Linked DNA regions of Homo sapiens: region 1 is linked to region 2. A link is an interaction called in ENCODE POLR2A ChIA-PET data of the cell type or tissue named here. Cell type or tissue: PC-9. All regions are shown on one strand. Links, peaks and the distances in the headings refer to the core of each region. The heading gives the core; the rest is flanking DNA.

Region 1 (5,373 bases), core at 304-5,303, 210 kb after region 2:
TGTAATCAGATAAAAAATATTTTTAGAGTGATGGGATAGTTCAAGTCCCGATTTATCAATGGCTATGCCACCCTCCTCCCCACGGCAAGGTTTTGGTCTCGCTCATCTTCTCCACTCCCGCTGGCCGTGCCCTGGCTGTGCAGACAGGTGAGTGGGCAGCATCAAAGGCCCTGCGGCATAAATTTCTTTCCTATCCTCATCTTAGCAGTGCAAACTCCCAAGCTCTGCCTTCACAAGTGATGATGCAATGTTTTATTTTGCAGGACAAGCCTTAAAGTGCCAAGGTACATGAAATGGACACAAAAACAGGGACACAAAGACTTCTGACTTTGGACTGCTTTGACCAGGCCTGGCAAACAAGTTTCATTGGGAATGTCATCTCTAATCAGCTAGGACTCCCTGCCTGGAATACTACATGGAAACTGTGTGGTCATATGGCCATTCCAACCATGAGCAAGAGAGAGAGATGGGGTGAGAGGGCAGGTGGCAGCACCAGCTTTCCCTAAGCAAAGTGCAAGCCCACTATCTGTCAGTCAAAGTTGGGGAAAACACTAGCTCACAATTCGTTCAATTATTCAATACAACCCTATGGAGCCCGTAAGCCCAATTCATACGTGTGCCCTGTCCAGAAAGGGAGGCAGCAGTCCCGCGTCCACCACCTGCAGGGTGCTCAACCCCCTGCTCAGTCAGAGGCCACACTTGGTCCTGGAAGGCAGCTGAGGATGCTGAAGAGGTCCAAAGAGCACATTACATGAAGAGGACATTCTGCAAGACAACTGACTAGGCTTTTCAAAAAAGGTCATCATTGGCTGAGTGTGGTGGAGCATGCCTGTAGCACTCAGGAAGAAAAGGAGGAAGGATCACTTGAGCCTAGGAGTTAGAGGCTGCCGTGAGCTACGACTGCACCATTGTACTCCAGCCTCAGTGACAGAGTGAGACTCTGTCTCTTTAAAAAAAAAAAAAAAATCACATTATTAAAACAAGCCAGAGAGGACTGTTCTGGACGGCAAGGGCCTAAAGAGGCAAAGCCAAGTGCAGTGTGACTATTGATTGAATCCTAGTACAAAAAGCTCAGCTATAACATATAGTTTTACGTCAAATGAATAAATTTTAAAATGAACTGTATGTGAAATGATACTACTGAATTAATGGTAATTTTTTCTTTTCCTTTTTTTTTTTTTTTTTTTTCTGAGACAGGGTCTTGCTCTGTTGCCCAGGCTGGATTGCAGTGGTGCGATCAGAGCTCAGTGCAGCCTTGGAACTCCTGGGCTCAAACAATCCTCCTGCTTCAGCCTCCCAAATAGCTGGGATCACAGGTGCACACCACTATGCCTGGCATGCATGCATGCTTTATTTATTTATTTATTTGGAGACAGAGTCTTACTTTGTCGCCCAGGCTGGAGTGCAGTGGTGCGATCTCGGCTCACTGCAACCTCCGCCTCGTGGGTTCAAGTAATTCTCCCACCTCAGCCTCCCGAATAGCTGGGATTACAGGCATGTACCACCAAGCCCAGCTAATTTTTGTATTTTTAGTAGAGATGGATGGGGTTTTGCCATGTTGGTCAGGCTGGTCTGGAACTCCTGACATCAAGTGATCACCCACCTCGGCCTCCCAAAGTGCTGGGATTACAGGTGTGAGCCACTGCACCCGGCCTCTTCTGCCTCATCTAAGAGGGCTATGTTAAAAAAATGTTGAAAGCTAGCTTACCTCATACTCTGAATTATGTGAAAATAAATATATGTGTATATGCAGAGAAATAAGACTACAAGAAACATCTCAAATCATTAACGGTGGTTTTCACTAAGTAGCAGATCACGAATCTTTGAGTTCCTCTTCACAGTTCTTGCCATTTGTCCAATTTCTACAATGAACTTGCTTTAATTTTATAAAAGGGAGAAAAAGTTTTCTTAGGAAATAAGGGTACACAAAGACATCCCTCCAATGCACACTAAGCTCACAGATACCAGGTTTAATTTTTCTTCTGAAATTCCATAAAAGTACAAACTAATGCCAACAAGGGGAAATATATGGTCATTTTTTTCTTGAAGAAAGACGAAAATGGAATTAAGGTGTTCCAGATTGAAAACCACTCATTCAATCTATCTTTTTTTTTTTTTTTTTTTTTTTTAAAGAGACAGGGTCTCTGGCTGGGTCCAGTGGCACATGCTTATAATCCCAGCACTTTGGGAGGCCAAGGTGGGAGGATGGCTTAAGGCCAGGTGTTTGAGACCTGCCTGGGCAACATAGTGAGACTTTGTCTCCACAAAAAATACAAAAATTAGCCAGACATGGTGGCACATGCCTGTAGTCCCAGTTACTCAAGAGGCTTGAGGCCAGAAAGGTGAGGCTGCAAGTGAGCTATGACTGCACCACTGCACTCCAGACTGGGCAACAGAGCGAGACCCTGTCTCTTTCTCTCTCTCTTTTGTTTTTTAAGAGACAGGGTCTCGCTCTGTTGCCCAGGCTGGAGTGCAGTGGTATGATCACAGCTCACTTGCAGCCTTGAACCTTTGGCCTCAAGCAATTCTCCCACCTCGGCCTCCAGGGTAGCTGGGACCACAGATGCGTGCCACCATGCCTGGCTAATTTACAATAATCAATTAATGTATATGCTGTATCGGGCTCTAGGGAGACAAGGAGAACAGAGAATCCTGTTTTCAGGAAGGTGAAATTTGGCTGAGAAGAACTACCAGGGAGGTTAAATTCAAAGTGCTATTAGGAGTAGGAGTCTCTTGAAGAATAAGGATAAGTTCCACAGGCAAAAAGGAATGGGGGACAAATTTTAAACCACACAAGGGGAATGCCCTAAGGCAAAGAAATACTAAGAAATTCTGCTTGGTTCACATCCTTCTGATAAATCGCATTCTTGTAGAACAATTTTAAAATTAATACTTGAAGCAGCATAAAACAGAAAGAAAGGGGTGAAAGAAGGGAGTGGGAGAGGGAAAAAAAAGGAGGGTGGGAAGGAGGGCAGGGGACAATGGCATAGTAACAGTCTTGCTGTTCCTGAGTCCGGGAAGGAGGATTATGAGTGCGACCTGCATCTGGTAGGCAACAAAGAAGCAAGGATGGGTTTTCAGCAGATAAACTGTCATACCCATAGACTGGACTGAGAAGGTGGGTGATGGTGGGCAGCAGAGATGAAGTGGAGGGGACAGAGCAAAGGCATTGCTGCCCTGTGGTATCTGCCAGAAGTGCAAACCCAGAACTTGATCACGATGAAATATCCAAAAAACTAAAACAAAGCCAAGGCCGGGCACAGTGGCTCACGCCTGTAATGCCAGCACTTTGGGAGGTCGAGGCTTGTGGATAGCTTGAGCTCAGGAGTTTGAGACCAGCCTGGGAAACACAGAAACCCCATCTCTACCAAAAATACAAAAAATTAAAAAAAAAAAAAAAAGGGAAAACAAAGCTAAGCTGAGGAACACCCTACAAAATAACTGATTGGTGATTTTATTTTTTTGGTTTTTTGGTTTTTGAGATGGAGTCTAGCTCTGTCGCCAGGCTGGAGTGCAGTGGCGTGATCTCGGCTCATTCCAACCACTGCCTTCTGGGTTCAAACGATTCTCCTGCCTCAGCTTCCCGAGTAGCTGGGACTACAGGTGCGTGCCACCATGCCCAGCTAATTTTTTTTTTTTTTTTTTTGAGACACAGTTTTGCTCTTGTTGGCCAGGCTGGAGTGCAATGGTGCGATCTTGGCTCACCGCAACCTCCGCCTCCCAGGTTCAAGCGATTCTCCTGCTTCAGCCTCCCGACTAGCTAGGATTACAGGCATGCACCACCAAGCCTGGCTAATTTTATATTTTTAGTAGAGACTGGGTTTCTCCATGTTGGTCAGGCTGGTATCGAATTCCTGATCTTCCGCCTCAGCCTCTCAAAGTACTGGAACTACAAGCGTGAGCCACCGCCCCGGCCTAATTTTTTGTATTTTTAGTAGAGACGGGGTTTCACCATGTTGGCCAGGATGGTCTCGATCTCTTGACCTCATGATCTGCTTGCCTCGGCCTCCCAAAGTGCTGGGACTACAGTCGTGAGCCACTGTGCTGGGCCAGATTTGACCACTAAATGTAACGTGTGGTCCAGGATAAGGTCCTGGACCAAAACAGTGTTTTGTCTGTTGCTATAAAGGAAGGTAGTGGGAAAACTGATGAAATGAGAATGTCTATAGATTAGATTACAGACAGATTAGTACTAGATCAATGTTGATTTCCTAATTTTGATAAATGCACAGTGGTTCTATAAGAGAATGTTTTTGGGAAATACCCACTGAAGTATTTAAAAGTAAAGGTGCAGGCCGGGCATGGTGGCTCACGCCTGTAATCCCAGCACTTTGGGAGGCCAAGGCGGGTGGATTGCTTGAGGTCAGGAGTTTGAGACGAGCCTGGCCAACATGGTGAAACTCCATCTCTACTAAAAATACAAAAAAAATTAGCCAGGTGTGGTGGTGCATGCCGGTAATCCTAGCTACTCAGGAGCCTGAGGTGGGAGGATTGCTTGAACCCAGGAGGCAGAGGTTGCAGTGAGTCTAGATCGTGCCACTGCACTCCAGCCTGGGTGACAGAGTTAGACTCCATCTAAAAAAATTAAATAATAAATAAATAAATAAATAAATAAATAAATAAATAAATAAATGTAAAGGTGCATATCACACCTGCAACTTTCAAACATTTTATAGAGACAGATAAAGGAGGAAATTAATATAAAACGAGTGTCAAAAAGATGGACACTGAAGCCAGGCATGGTAGCTCACGCCTGTAATCCCAGGACTTTAGGAGGCCAAGGTAGGAGGATCATTTGAAGCTAGGATTGTGAGACTAGCCTGGGCAATAAGTGAGACCCCTGTGTCTACAGCAGGAAAAAAAAAAGATGGACAATGAGAAACCGCTTTGGGTACAGAATGGACTAAACAAAGCTATAGATCTGTAATGATTATGCCAAGTGCTTATTACTGAGATTCAAGCCTGGGGGGAATTATTTCTCTGGTTTCCACAGAAAACCTAGGAAATAAATACAAAGTCTTTGGTGGGCTCCAACTTAAAAACTATCTTCAGGCCAGGCGCAGTGGCTCATGCCTGTAATCCCAGCACTTTGGCAGGCTGAGGTGGGCGGATCACGAGGTCAGGAGTTTGAGACAGCCTGACCAATGTGGTGAAACCCTATCTCTATTAAAAATACAAAAATTAGCCGGGCATGGTGGTGTGCACCTGTAATCCCAGCTACTCAGGAGGCTGAGGCAGGAGAATCACTTGAACCTGGGAGGCAGAGGTTGCAGTGAGCCAAGATCATGCCACTGCACTCCAGCTTGGCAACAGAGAGAGACTCCATCTCAAAAAAAAAAAAAATGCTATCTTCGGCTGGGCACCGTAACTCAT
Region 2 (5,373 bases), core at 132-5,131:
GAGTTTTGCAAACTGTGAATCACTGCCCTGATGTCTAAATAAATCTTAATGAACAGTCTCTCTGGGCATGCTCAAAGCATGTTTCAAACTGGTACAACAGGTTCTTTGGGCCCTATGGCTAGAAGACAAAAGAAAAGTTGCAGGTTTCAATGTGTAGAAAATATAAGTTATGAGACCGTCACGTTCTGCAGCCAAAATAAAATGTGTTTAGCTAAAAAGTAAAAGCCATTCAACAAATGTTTTCTGTAATCCACGAACATATACACATTTCATAGTTCTCATAAAAAAAATAACTTAGCAAGTTGTTTCTATACTGCTAAATCTATTAAAATCCAAATAAGCTACAGGGACAAGCAAAACCAGTTTTTTAAATTGACCCAAAGGTCATGTTTAAATACAAGGGCTTTTTACCCCCCTCCTTTTGATTGATATGTTAAGATAAAGAAGATAAACAAGTCCTGTTGAGATCATTTTTCCACAGATTGCGGTGTGAAACTTTATCTGAATTTAAGGACAAAAGAAAAGGTTACAGACCAAGTGACCTTCCATTCAGGCTTAGACAATGAACTGGTGATCCACTCAGTGGAATTATCAGTGTTGCTCTGGGGCCTCCAGGTTGTATTCCAGTAAGTTGAGGTATTGGAAATGGCTAAGTTCTACTGCACAAAATACCATCTTTTCGGGAGAAGCTTTGTGATCATGGTCAAAAGACAACTTCCAAATTGCACATGCTTTCTCCTGAACAAAAGGACATTTTCACTTGATAGACCCTCTTTGCTGTTGTCTAGCAGCCTGAATACCGAAATAACACTCACAGAGAAATGTGTTCCTTTGGTGTTTCAAAGAATGCAGCCACCCAAGGAAAAATCCCATCTAAAAAGTAAGAAATCCACAGGTGAACATGCAACCAATTGATCAAATGGAACCCTGCAGAGTCTAAAGTAACTATAAAACCTGCAAGGACCAGCCAAACACGGCCTGCAAGGCGGTCAACATGGCCCCATGCACACGCATTACACAATCAACTGGCCTCACACTTCAGTTTTAACAAACCCTCTAACTCTACAAGTTCAAGGGACACCTGGCATAAAATAAATGTGGTTACTACAGATAAGAAAATGAAGACTTATGTCCAAATGGAAAGTGTCCCAATACCTCAAGTTAAAAAATAGAAGGGACTAGGAAAAAGAAAACAGGACAAATGCACAGATGATCCATCCTTCCAAGCCCATATTTGAACAGATGCACATATGAAATAGAAAAGTGTAAAAACGGGAGGCTGAGGCAGAAAACTGCTTAAACCAGGGAGGCGGAGGTTGCAGTGAGCCAAGATCATGCCACTGCACTCCAGCCTGGGCGACAGAGTGAGACTCCATCTCAAAAAAGAAAGAAAGAAAGAAAGAAAAGTGTAAAAAACAGGCCAGGTGCAGTGGCTCACACCTGTAATCCCACCACTTTGGGAGGCCGAGGCAGGTGGATTACCTGAGGTCAGGGGTTCAAGACCAGCCTGACCAACATGGTGAAACCCCATCTCTACTAAAAATACAAAAAATTAGCCCAGCATGGTGGTGAGTGCCTGTAATCCTAGCTACTTGGGAGGCTGAGGCAGGAGAATCACTTGAACCCAGGAGGCAGAGGTTGCCATGAGCCAAGATCGCACAATTGCACTCCAGCCTGGGCGACAAGAGCAAAACTCCATCTCAAATAAAAAAAGGTGCAAAAAAAAAAAACTACCCAACCCAAATTCTAACCTCTCATGTAACATACTGGGGCCTTTCATTTAAAAAACTAGTAGCTCATCTATGACTATTTCACATTTATCAAGATTTGTTAAGCTTTTCCAGAATGCAGGGAACTATGTCTGAAAGGTTGCAGATATTGACAAAGAATTTATCCTTTCACCTCCGCATAGATTTGGCAGTGAAACTAAATGAGGCTGGATATGCCTCATTTGACTTACGACTACAGTGATTTTTCTCTAGTTATCCATGGCAACATGGTCAATGTGACTGTGAGAAACAGACAGACAGACATAGATCAAGATCAGGTGTGCTTTTCTTAAGACAAAACACAAGCTGTAGTTTGATATTTCTAACAAAAAAATGCCGCTGCCACAGAAATTAATCACCAACTTGTTAAGTTTTCGGAAGAAAACATTTGCAATAACATGGATTAAAGTTATGTGCAAAGATTCTGGAAGGAAGACAAAACACCAAAGACGAAACCTGGCTGAGGGAACATATGCCCAGAGAAGAAGCCAGCAGACAGCAAGTCACCAACAACTACAGCAGATGCAACAGACTGGACCTCTCTAGCAACACATTCACACAATATACTAAGCCTAAACAATAGAACAGCTTATACATTTTCTTGGGAAAAAGCTCAGAATTTGATATTTGAATGCTCTCAGATTGCTTTGGGATTTGAAAGTATATACAACTAGCACCTTAATTTGTTTAATTCCCACAGCAGATTTTATAATAAGAAACTTACAGCATCGAATTGAGTGAAAAATGACTCTGGTTTCTTCTCTATATCCTCAGTGTCCACCTTCACATCCACCATGGGGTTGAGATTCTGAGCTCGCTCCAAAGAGGCTTCAGCCCTATTTCGGCCAACAGACCCAGTACGAATCAAGAACTGAGCTCCGGGATCTTCTGGAGTTACCTAGGAATAATACACATATTTTTTTAAGTCTTGTATTTTTAGGGAAAATAAATCTTAAAAAGAATCTTTAAATTTTAAAGGATAGCTAAAATACCTACCACCTAAATTTTTTTTTTTTTTTTTTTTTGAGACAGTCTTGCTCTGTCACCAGGCTGGAGTGCAGTGGCATGATCTCGGCTCATTGCAACCTCCGCCTCCTGGGTTCAAATGATTCTCCTCCTGCCTCAGCCTCCCAAGTAGCTGGGACTACAAGCACGCACCACCACAACAGCTAATTTTTGTATTTTTAGTAGAGACAGGGTTTCACCACGTTTGCCAGGATGGTCTCAATCTCTTGACCTCGTGATCCGCCTGCCTCAGCCTCCCAAAGTGCTGAGATTACAGGCATGAAACACTGTGCACAGCCCTAAAATGTATTACTGTTCCTGTAGCAATTTGCCTTATGCAGGCTTCCTTCTAAGGCTTTAAAATGACTTTAAACTTTTTTTAAACTGGTCATTGATGGTTAAAGAGCACCCCCTTGTGTTTATAAAGAAAATTCACTGTCAACAAAAAAATCCATGCTTTCTTCTTCTATGCAAATTTGTAACTGCTAACAAATGACTGATTAACAGTGGCAAGAATTGACTAAATACTTAGCATGTGCCCAACTATAAGCATTTGGGGAAATACACAAGTAGTTTAAAGGATTAAATCTCTGTCTTCCAGTGGTTTAAAACTAGACCAGTGTGGGCAGGGCACGGTGGCTCACACCTGTAATCCCAGCACTTTGGGAGGCCGAGGCAGGAGGATCACCTGAGGTCAGGAGTTTGAGACCAACCTGGCCAACATGGTGAAATGCCATCTCTACTAAAAATACAAAAATAAGCCAGGTGTGGTGGTGTGTGCCTGTAATCCCAGCTACCCAGGAGGCTGAGGCAGGAGAATCACTTCAACAGGGGAGGCGGAGGTTGCAGTGAGCTGCGATTGCACCACTGTACTCCAGCCTGGGCAACAGAGCAAGACTCCGTCTCAAAAAAAAAAAAAAAAAAAAAAAAAGTAGACCAGTGCAGCCTGGCACAGTAGCTCACATCTGTAATCCCAGCAATTTGGGACGCCAAAGCAGGAGGATCACTGCTTGAGGCCAGGAGCTCAAGACTAGCCTGGACAACACAGAGAGGCCCTCTCTCAAAAAACAACAAAAATTGCAACCTCATGAGAAAACTTAAAAAAAAAATCAAACTTGTGCAAAAATCAGACACAATTAAGAATGCTTGAAATGAACTTTTAAAAAACATAGATAGACTATGGCCAGGTGCGGTGGCTCACGCTTGTAATCCCAGCACTTTGGGAGGCCGAGGCAGGCAGATCACCTGAGGTCCAGAGTTCAAAACCAGCCTGACCAACATGGTGAAACCCCATCTCTACTAAAAATACAAAATTAGCCGGACGTGGTGGCACACGCCTGTAATTCCAGCTACTCGGGAGGCTGAGGCAGGAGAATCGCTTGAACCTGGGAGGCAGACGCTGCATTGAGCCCAGGTCGTGCCACTGCACTCCAGCCTGGGCAACAGAGTGAGACTCTGTCTCAAAAAAAAAAAAAAAGAACTCAGAGAGGTGGAGAGATGAGTGGGGACTGGAACAGAGGAATTATTTCACCCCTAAGGCTGAACATCAGCAGAGCAGAGCCTCAAAGACAGGATAATATAATCCCCTAATAGCCACCAGTAAGATTACAGATTCCATACTGCTCTCAAAGTATTTCTTCACACATCAAACATCTAATTTAACCATTAATCTCTGCAAATAACCTTGCCACCTTCACCAAGACTAGGTACAACAGAAGTAATCTCCCCTCAACACCTCCTACCAACCATCCACAGCACACTCTCTATCTTACTACCTTCTCCTCCAAGAAAATGAGCTGGCCCACTTCCCATTCTAGGCTAACCCTGTATCCTTGACCCATTCCATCCTGCTTCTTCAGGGATCTCATTATGTGCTGAGAAGCTGTACCACACAATGGTTAACAGTAAGGCTCTGAAATAATTCAGGCTGGATTCAATCTTTGATTCAAATCCTGGCTCAACAACTGTGTGAACCTCAGCAAGAATGTGGGAATCCCATATAAAACGAGGACATGGATAAAAACGTACAGTTGAGGGCCACGCGTGGTGGCTCACGCCTGTAATCCCAGCACTTTGGGAGGCCAAGGCAGGCAGATCACGAGGTCAGGAGATCGAGACCATCCTGGCTAATACGGTGAAACCCCATCTCTACTAAAAAATACAAAAAAATTAGCCAGGCGTGGTGGTGGGCGCCTGTAGTCCCAGCTACTAGGGAGGCTGAGGCAGGAGAATGGTGTGAACCCGGGAGGCAGAGCTTGCAGTGAGCCAAGATCGCGCCACTGCACTCCAGCCTGGGCAACAGAGCGAGACTCTGTCTCAAAAAAAAAAAAAAATACAGTTGAGGCTGGGCACGGTGGCTCACACCTGTAAACCCAGCAGCTTGGGAGGCTGAGGTGGGTGGATCACTTGAGGTCAGAAGTTCGAGACCAGCCTAGCCAACATGGTGAAACCCCATCTCTACTAAAAATACAAAAATTAGCCGGGTGTGGTGGCACACGCCTGTAATCCTAGCTACTTGGGAGGCTGAGACAGGAGAATCACTTGAACCCAGGAGGCGGAGGTTGCAGTGAGCCAAGATCTCACCACTGCACTCCGGCCT

The links. ChIA-PET counts read pairs that join two places held together with the same protein. Peaks named below come from ENCODE experiments on the same cell type or tissue, not always from the same donor. Only the 100,000 strongest peaks of a DNase experiment are listed, where the experiment ranks them.
Region 1: POLR2A ChIA-PET joins it to region 2 with 5 read pairs; 6 of 35 experiments call an interaction of 5 or more read pairs at or near these places.

The regions. Positions count from the first base shown.
Region 1 is chr19:46,938,633-46,944,005 of GRCh38, reverse strand. All of the region lies in intron 3 of ARHGAP35 (Rho GTPase activating protein 35), which reads right to left. Among named protein-coding and RNA genes, the nearest start is that of NPAS1, 79 kb to the left of the region's middle. In PC-9, for the core only: no CTCF peak of the experiment used is centred there; no DNase peak of the experiment used is centred there.
Region 2 is chr19:47,147,496-47,152,868 of GRCh38, reverse strand. It overlaps SAE1 (SUMO1 activating enzyme subunit 1), which reads right to left. Exons shown (of 9, transcript NM_005500.3): 3 at 2,494-2,667. Among named protein-coding and RNA genes, the nearest start is that of SAE1, 19 kb to the right of the region's middle. In PC-9, for the core only: CTCF peaks have their summits at 2,971 and 3,170 (motif pointing left); DNase peaks (open chromatin) are centred at 428 and 3,178; H3K4me3 peaks cover 1,082 bases; H3K27ac peaks cover 2,613 bases.